Regions from separate parts of the Homo sapiens genome. Here region 2 is linked to region 1. A link is a loop called in an ENCODE intact Hi-C map of the cell type or tissue named here. Cell type or tissue: HepG2. All regions are shown on one strand.

The links. Peaks named below come from ENCODE experiments on the same cell type or tissue, not always from the same donor. Only the 100,000 strongest peaks of a DNase experiment are listed, where the experiment ranks them.
Region 2: a loop joins it to region 1, with 9 times the contacts of the local background. A loop is called at or near these places in 1 of 110 quality-filtered maps.

What each region holds. Positions count from the first base shown.
Region 1 is chr9:74,023,314-74,028,313 of GRCh38, reverse strand. No RefSeq gene overlaps it. Among named protein-coding and RNA genes, the nearest start is that of RORB, 470 kb to the left of the region's middle. In HepG2, no CTCF peak of the experiment used is centred here; a DNase peak (open chromatin) is centred at 2,653; H3K4me3 peaks cover 316 bases.
Region 2 is chr9:73,913,838-73,918,837 of GRCh38, reverse strand. No RefSeq gene overlaps it. Among named protein-coding and RNA genes, the nearest start is that of RORB, 580 kb to the left of the region's middle. In HepG2, a CTCF peak has its summit at 2,632; a DNase peak (open chromatin) is centred at 2,657.

The sequences.
Region 1 (5,000 bases):
GCCAGGCTGGTATTGAACTCCTGACCTCAGGTGATCCATCCGCCTTGGCCTCCCAAAGTGTTGGGATTACAGATGTGAGCCACTGTGCCCGACCCACTTGTTGGTCTTCTGAATTTCCTTGTAGTACCTATTCTCGCTGGTGAACAAGGCATTCAAATGCATCTTTAAGAATGATTTAAAGCAATAAGGCTTTCTGATAAGAGACAGTTTTTTATTTAAAATATGATTATCCTTCATTGCTGAAATAATTCTCTAATAAGGAATTAAAAATGAGATTTTATTAGAGGAAGCAGAGGAAGTCAAATTTTCAGTTTTAATCTGATTGCTGACATTAATACAGAGGACTATATATAGGAAAGGCAAATGAAAATTCAGCACTAAATTCATTTTTTCAGTATACATATACCTCTAATAATTTCATGCATATGACTAGAGATTTAATGGATCTTCTGCCCGGAATGATGATTATCCTTTTATGAAATAATCTAGAACACAAGTATCCTGAAAGACTATCGTTTTCACTTGCATTGAGTAGGGAGACTCAATTCTACCTCTTGCAAGGCTTTAGCACTAAGAGGAGCAAAGTTGGTAAAGTGATACTCCTTCCTTTATATGGTAATTGAAGAAATTTCTGTTATTGAGCCTTCCTAGACTTAACTGCATTACCCTAGGGCACTTAAAGAAAGAAGTCCCTAATGCAGCAGGAGATCCTAAAAGTAGAACAAAAATTTCATAGTCTTTTATATCAAGAGAGACCTCTGTTTTGTGCCTGAGGTCCATTCAAATCTAAATCCACTCAGCCCCCTATTTTACACTTATAAAAACCAAGCTTTTGAACATATTTTACTTCTCCTATTTGCCTCTGAGGAACTATCACAAAATGAACCACATGTTTAACATGGCAAATTATGTTACTTATATAATAGGATTCTTGAAAACCTGAAGCACTGGGTATTGAAAGAAACCACAGAGGGGGAAGATTGTGGTGGAACTTATTACCTAAGGTTTTTTTAGCTTGAGCTTTGGGGAAGAAACAACAGTGATGTATCTAGTCCTCCGTGCTTTGCAGCAAAGGTAAGTTAACTCAGTGTAGGAAAAGGGGTCAAGCTTTTTCTGTAGCAAACAGACAAAGTTGAAAGCAACAAAGGCTTGCAAGTGGTGGTCCCAAGCACTACCCAAAGAGCAAGCCCCTTGTGTACACTGTGGAGAGGTCTGAGGTCACACGTTGGTTCTTTTAGCAACCTCTTGCATGGAGGAAAGAGCATGGTCACAGACTTCATCTTCAAATGCAGGGCTGATGACGCACATTGCCAAGGTCCTGCTCCTCACACCTGAACAGATGACAGGATTTACATTTCTCTGTTCACCAAGTTGTTGATCTCCTATGAGTAGCACAGTCAGAGGCATCTTTTTTGTTCTATATTGGGAAAAATACATCACTATAGCTGAGCTTAGAGAATCCTAAAGATAAAAGTGCATCCCAAAGCTAAATTTCAAAACTTATTTTGTATCTGGAATCAAGGTGTTTAAGTAACAGGAATACATGCTTGTACAAAAATTCATTTTACTAATGTTCATCGAGACTCTAATGACAACAGTTTCACATCTTAATAGCTGCAGTTGCACAGCACAGAAGCTTAGTAGTTCATTTTTTCTCAATTAGCCTTCCCCAAAGATGCTGAATATTCAGCATAATTATTTTAGGGCCCCCAAAAATTGTCTTCAGTTTTAACAGTAATGGCACCCTATGGTTAATTACTTAGGGAGATAAGACCTGAAAGAGTTTGGTGGGTTTTTTTTTTTCCCATTTACTGTACACTTTTGAAACCAAAGTTAATAAAGCAAATTGTGTGTAATATAGTTAAAGGAAAGTGTCAGAAGTTTAGAATACAAGTTTGCATAGCTTTTGCTTAAAAATGTGATTATCCAAATGAAGTAATGGTTTATTTTTGCTTTATTCTTTCTTTAAACGTAAATTGCATATCACCTAAAGTGGGTCCTGTCAAAGAGACAAAACTGTAAACCCTGACATAAAGCAGTTGCCCATCTAGTTGGAAATACTAGCAACAAACTTTGAGGTACAGAGACTCTGCCCAGAAAAATGCCTGGCAAATTGTAAGATCTTAATAAGCAGGTGTTTAGTGAATGAATATTTAATAAAAATAATTTAGATAAATAATAAATAAATAAAACATTGGCAAATGGTTGCACCAATAAATATTACACAATTGTGTCATAGGTGTTAGAGAGAGAAACATGAATTCAAAAAGTTTGAGAAGGCCTATTTGAGCCTGTTTGCTTATCTGTAAAATATCTATTTATATCAGCTTGATGAGAGCATAAAATGAATTGAGATCATCTGTGATATTACTTTGTAAACCACAAATTTATCCCCAATAATAGAACATTGTATTTCGTAAGGAAAAAGTGGAACTCAGCCTCAAATAGCGAGCATGATTCAGCTGGCCAAGAATGCAGTAAACACACATTTCTATGGTTGAAGAAAAGAGCAAGGCATGTCTAGGAGACCACAGATGACCAGTATATTTGGCTAAGTTTATATGTTGAGTTCAGAATTGAAATTTCAAAGGCAAACTGTTGTTAGAAGGATAGAAAGTTAGCATTTAATCTTACAGTGACTCAGTGAAGATTTTCACATTGGCAAACAGCTTGATAAACCTGATGTTTTAACAGTAAAATCTGAATAGGCAGAATTGCAACAGGGTGGTAAATAGGAAGAACTGCAAATAAAGAGAGGTTAAAGTCTGGAAATCCACCAGCAGACTGTTATCTCGGTTGAAATGATATTTACTTGAACTCAGTAAGACAAGACATGAACCTTGAGTAGGTAAGCACTTATGGTGATCAATACATCCGTTGCATAATATATAAAAGGCAGAAGGCATAATAAGTTCATTGCAATTGGTGTTTCTTCATATTTAAGGAATTAGGAATTAGCCTTTTTCGTGGGGTATGTAACCACATAATTATCAAGACTCTATTCCATTTATTTTCAGATAGAAACTCCTTCCGGTTTTTACTCTCTTCCCATTAAAGCTGGCCTAAATGATCATATTTCACCATTTTTAAAAAGTCTGATTGTTATCAATTACTTAAAATGGATGTTTAATATTGATTGGTGATATATCTCAGGTCAACTGGTGATTGATCAGGCATAATTTCAAAGACAAATAGCAAGCAAAAGTCCTCACTGGGTTGTCTCTGAAAATATGTTACAGAGATATTCTACAAAAGTTGTCAGTAACATGTAAGATATAGAAAGTAAAATAAATATACACTGTTTCTTAGCATGCACATTTTGCTAGGTGATAGATTAAATGTCTGTAATTAACAATAGGAAATAATTTGTTCTAACATCCTAAAACTTTTCATTCTATTTTTTATTCAGGAAGATAAATCACATGCAAATTCTGTTATTAACACTTTCTGTGTAAGAAAAAAATCTTTGAAAATGTGATTTTTATCAGATCTTTGTCATATTTTTCTTCTGAGGACCTATAGGAATAATATAGAAATACACACACACACACACACACACACACACACACACACAGAAACATTTTATCAGTGCCTGACTAAATTTGATTACTGAAAAGTACATAATTTTAAATATTTTTTGGCATATTTGAGAATTATACGTTATAGGCCTTCCAGAAAGGTAGAGAAGGTGCAGGTGCATTTCTTAAAAGAAAGTAACCTCCAAAAGTGAATCCATGAACCAGAGAAGGAAAACACAATTGAAAACAAATGCATGAGAATAATAGACTCGAGAAGCTGCTGGATAATACTGTGAATTTATGCTATAGATCATCTCTAATATGGATATGGATGACTTTTCTCAATACTGATTATACTATGGGAAAGGTATAAATACATAAAAGCTATGAGGAGTGGAGGAGCAGTAGGCTTCAAACTTAGGCATCTGCTGGAAGTCTCATTTTGCTGAAAGTAGAGAATAGATAGTATTCATCAACTGCCTTCTGACATTTTTTTTTCAAAAGTTTTAGGCAGCAAATGAGGAGAAATTATATTTAATTCTTTCAAAAGGATAGACTTTGTTGATGATTAAAACTGTTTGAAAGGATAAAAGTAATTGGTCACAACTTTTTAGAATTTGATGACCCAGAGAAGGAACATACTGTGTGGGTGTAATCAGCTGCTTACAAGTAGAAGAAAGTGCTATTTAGTATACAATGAAATCTCTACTTGATTAGTGAACACTCTTTGAGAGATTGTATTTTATCTGGAAAATGGAAATAATGAGTTATTACTTTATAATCTCTGCACCTCGTTGAGCTGAGCCCCCTATACATTGAAGTGCCTTTAATGAAATGTTCTAGACTTCCTTTAGTGCCTAGGACCAACCAACAGTGCCACCCTTGAAGAGTGCCCTGAGCCCAGAACCAATATCCTGTGCATCTTGGTCACTGGAAGTGCTATTGACAAAATTTTCTAAATTACCTTCTGGCACCTGGGATCAGACAGAGATGGCAATGGTGGGCTGTTCTGAACTCGTTATAGCCCCACCCCTTTCCTCTCTTCTGTCACACCACCCACCACAGACGCAGTTTATCACATGCCCCTCAAAGCTCCAAGACACGTGCCTACGGTCATCTTTGGGCCCTGTACTTTAGTTCCCAGAAGGCAGCCTTGCAAACAAATCACTTCCACTGGCCAGCACAGTATTTCTTTCATGGCATCATTTAAAAGTGGGCTGTCAAAATGCAGCATGCACATTGATTTGGGTTACACAAATTGTGTATGTATATATATATATGCAAGGTTCCACACAAAATACCCACAGCCCTGCAAATCCCATTGGCATTATTATTACTATTCAGAAATACAATTTTAAAGTCATACAATTTTAAAATCATCTAGAATCATGGTTTTATAATCTTTTTGTTTTAACAGTCATCTATAAAATTTAAAACTCCAGTGACTGACATCAGACAGCAAGCTATACTTCCTTAAGAAAA
Region 2 (5,000 bases), 110 kb after region 1:
GCAAGCTGTAGCCTTTGCCCCAGGATACTAATTAGAAAAGTCACCCATCTTCCTGTGGGGCCGAGGAAGTACATAGGATGGAGAAAATGGCGGAAGCTTCTTCCCCAGTACTTGCCTAACACGATGGCAGAATTGGCAAAGTTCTTATTTCATAGGTCAAGGAAGGAATGTGGGAATAGGATTCTCCCAGTTCTTATAACTCTCATCTTGCCTATAATGAATAGGCTGTATAAGATCATGAAGAGCTGAGGAATGTGCCTTTGGTGTACTATGAAACCTAGCTCCTGGTGTGCCCACTTCACATACAATTTAAATAATACAACAATTAAACAGGCAATATTTTATTTTATTATTTTATTTCTTTTTGAGATGTAGTCTCGCTCTGTTGCACAGGCTGGAGTGCAGTGGTGTGATCTCTGTTCACTGCAACCTCCACCTCCTGGGTTCAAGCGATTCCTCTGTCTCAGCCTCCCAAGTAGCCGGGATTACAGGCACCTGTCACCACGCCTGGCTAATTTTTGTATTTTTAGTAGAGACAGAGTATCGTATATTGGTCATGCTGGTCTCGAACTCCCGGCCTCAGGTGACCATCCGCCTCGGCCTCCCAAAGTGTTAGGATTACAGGCGTGAGCCCCCGTGCCCAGCCAGGAAATATTTTAGAAAAATAAATCCTAAACTATTTATATGTGCCAGTTTAAATTATGGGATACTACTGCCCCACCAACTATTTTATTTTACTAGATATATTTACTTAAGTATTTTTTAGGCAGTATATTTCATTTTATAAGAATACAAAATAAATATAATGCAACTTAAGGTATATAATAACAGTATGTGAAATTGAAAATTGCTTTAGAATAGGTACTAATTAATGTAGGGTTTTTCTATTTGTTCGTTTTTTGTTTTGAGACAGATTCTTGCTCTGTGGCTGGAGTGCAGTGGTAGGAATACAACTCACTGCAGCCTCGACCTCCTGGGCTCAAGCAATGCTCCCATCTCAGCCTCTGGAGTAACTGAAGTTGCAGACATGTGCCACCATGCCCAGCTAATTTTTATTTTTTGCAGAGATGGGGTCTCACTATGTTGCCCAGGCTGCTCTTGAACTCCTGTGCTCAAGTAATCCTCCCACCTTGGTCTCCCAAAATGTTGAAAGGATAGGTGTGAGCCACTGTAACTGGCCTAATGTAGGTTCTATCTAACTTTACATAATCATGTGCAAATACATCCATTTGTTTAAGTCATCTGAAGGGACTCATGAGAAAATTAAAGGAACAGCTCTGAGTTTTATTGGATGGCTTAGTCTAGCTTTTAGTCTCTAGATGAGGAAGGAATGGTATTGGCTCCCTGCAATTTTTTATTTGCTGCCAGTCAGTATATTAAACTTTTATGACAAAGTGCATAGCAACCAGTGATACTAAAAAAATGAATGCGAATTTCTGTACGACATTACCCAGATCAGCAACTACTCCTGGTTTTCTCTTGCTAAATGAGAAAAATAAAATATAAGAAAGACCTTGATATTTCTTGGGATTGAACTTTATGTGTATGGAATAACATGATCTTTCTACAGCTTGGTGTTTTTTTTTCTCTTTTTTATGTTATTAAAGTTTGCTCAAATTTTGCAGGATTACTCAAATTTTTTTTTGAGTAATTTGCAAAATTTTTTGAGTAATTTGCAAAATTTTTTGAGTAATTTGCAAAAATTTGCTCAAATTTTGCAGGATACGTCTGTTAATATTACTGTTTTCATGCTATTTTCTGTCATAGTTTATGTTTTGTCATCACTTTGATCCCATCACCTTGATTTGCATGTTCCCTTGTTTAAAGTGATACATAAAATAAGTGACTGTGCCTCACAAGGATTAAAAATTTTTTCCTTGACATAATTGTTCAATCAGAATAATGTTGTCCTTATTTCAGTCCAATGCTATCATTATCTAAGGAAATTTTGCATAAACTACTTCATGTGTTCTATTAGATATATATGTGAGCATATCGATATGTGTATATGTGTGGGTGTATATGCATTCAGTGTAAAATAATGTATTGAGAGCACGTATCTATCTATAGGTTCTCTCAACACACCAGTGATATAAGTATAAAAATTTTTGTTTGCCATGAAATAATTCATATCAGTCGTGAAAACCCTAGTGGCTGTCACCAGTAGATAACATATTTTGGAGAATTCCTGAAAGGCAGAAAAGGTAAGATTTTATTAATGGATATATGGGACACAGGAAACCACAGATGAAACTTACAGGTGAGAAAGCTGTAAGCAGAGATAGGAGCCATAGGTTCTGAAACTGCATTAAGTTCAGAGTGAGCCGGTCCTAATCATCCCAGTGGAGTTGTCTAGAGGGCAGCCATCAGCAGAGCTAATCAGAGGGTTGTCTGTATCATACAGAAAATACCAGGAAGGTAAATCCTCCCAATTTCCCTCTCCACTACCCGAGTTTACAGAGCTCTGGCTGCAGCACTTGGCCTGACCTGTGTTAAGACACAAGAAAGCTGCTTTCTAAAGACCGTGGAAGACATATGATGTGGCTGTTGGGCTTGGAAAGAGGACTAGTAGGATTCAGCATAGAAAAGTAAACCAATAAATGCAGGTCCATAGCTCCACTGAGGGCTAAAGTACAGCAAAACTGCTCCCCCTGGAGTGAAGTTCATCTTAACTTTGTAAATTACGCGAGCCCTGAGCTGGTGTCCTGTCTTCTCTCATGCTTCCCCATGCTCCATAAGAGAAAGCCCAGGTCGCAGTGAAAATCACTCTTGTCCCATGGCCCTCTCTTATGCCTCCCATTGGAGGGAAAGTTATTTTGGGTAAAGAGTAGGAAGAGATAGATGTAAAAAATAAACAAAACAATTGACTAGAGGAACTACAGGAAGTCAGTGAACCTAACAGAAATATATTACCAATTACAATTAATATTCTTAGAGAAAGGTGAGAGAATATCATATTCATAGTACAAGACAAGGCTACTATGAAAGAGGAGAAAATGTAGAACCAAAATAAGTATTTCTTGCTAATTAAAAATATGATTGTCAAAATACATAAAAAATCAGTAGAAAATCTGATATAATAGACACTGACATCCATTACAGAATAAATGAAGAAGGGAATACATGAATATATGAAGAAAAATTTACAATTAGATACATTATTCTGAAATTTCAGACCTTCAAATATAAAGAGAAAATTCAATTCTCTGGAGAAGAAATGAGAATATCTAGAAACACAAAATTTTCACCTTGGTATCAGACTTCTAAGAGTGTTATTAATTGCTAGAAACTAATGAAGCAAAGCAAATACTCAGAATTTGAATCTGAAAAGTATAAATCAGATATGAGAACAAAAGAAGCATATTTTTGAGATTTGCGAAGACAGAATGTTTAGTTTTATACAAATCTTTAAAACACTTACTTAACATCATGATACAGTAAAACAATAAAAGAGAAACCCAACAAAAAAGAAAATATTAGATCCAAGCAGTAAAAGTAACCCACATTTTATTTGAAAAACAATCTCAGAAAGACATATGTACAGCTGACATAGACTTTTATCTGTCCAATTTAGACCAAGAAGTAAAAAGAGCTTTTTAAAAGATACCATTTTGGACTTATGGAAGAAAAAAATTGAGAGAGTTAGAAGCCTTAATAAGATGAACCTGTAGTTCTCTTATTTCCAGAAGGTAATGAAAAAGTGATTGGATATTCTAGGAAAAGAAAAACGAGAATGTCATGATTCAAATATGAAACAAACTAAGATGTGACGTGATGAAATGGAAAGGAATCTATTTGATCTTAATGCCTGGAAATTCCATGTTAAGTGGCATAGATTTATGTGGATAGAATTATGCCTCAGTTTCTGATTCCAGTCCTATTCAATTCTTTGTGGAACAACATTTGGATCATTCAAATGTAAAGGAATAATGATTTTCAGTGTTTTCAAATTTAGAAATATTCCAGAAGAGCCCAGGTATGGTGGCTTATGCCTGTGATCCCAGCACTTTGGGAGGCTGAGGCGGGTAGATCACAGTGTCAGGAATTCACTACTCTGATTTGCTCAGAAAAAGGCTAAGATGGTGAAACCCCATGTCTACTAAAAATACAAAAATTAGCCGGGCGCGGTGGCGGGCACCTGTAATCCCAGCTACTCGGGAGGCTGAGGCAGGATAATTGCTTGAACCCGGGAGTTGGAGGTTGCAGTGAGCTGAGGTCACACCACTGCACTCTAGCCTGGGTGACAGAGCAAGATTCTGCGTCCAAAAAAAAAAAAAGAAAAGAAAAGAAATATTCCAGAAAAATAATGTACCTGTTTTGAACATTGATAAAAGAGTTTGCAGATATGGAAAGAAAGGAGAGAAGTGGTACCAGAGAAGTGTTACTATTTCTTCATCTAATGTACTGGGTAATCAACGTGTACTACTTAATTTTGTTGAATCAAAACTAGAGAATAAATTTTCTTAGTTAAAATTATAAAAGTAACTGCTAACAGAACTAAAATAATAATATAATAAATTAAAATCTGGAGATAGGTGACAGAAAGGGAAATTAAAGTTGTGTAAGAAGGATAATAATTATATTTCATATCAGAAAAAATGTATATTTTAAATTTACTAGTCAGTAAAGTTAGAAATATTATTTATAATTATGATAAAGACTATCAAAACAGAAAGGGTTAAAAATGTTTACATTTCAAGAATAGAGGAGGAAGTAGGGTGAGGGATGCAAAATATTTTATTTCTTTATCTTTTTTAGCATGGTGCATTTATTTCTGTTATGATTTACAAATATGAGTTGCAAACCAGATATTAAGGAGCCCCAATAAGATAGTGTTAAAATTCCTATGTCCAAGATGTTTTCAAATATAAGTAGCAGAAACTTTGACTCATACTGGCTTAAACCATAAAGGCCTTTATTATGTCAATAATTCAAAACCCCAGGGGAGGATGGATATCAGGAAAGGCACTTTATATAGTTGGCTGACTGTTTCAGGTTGT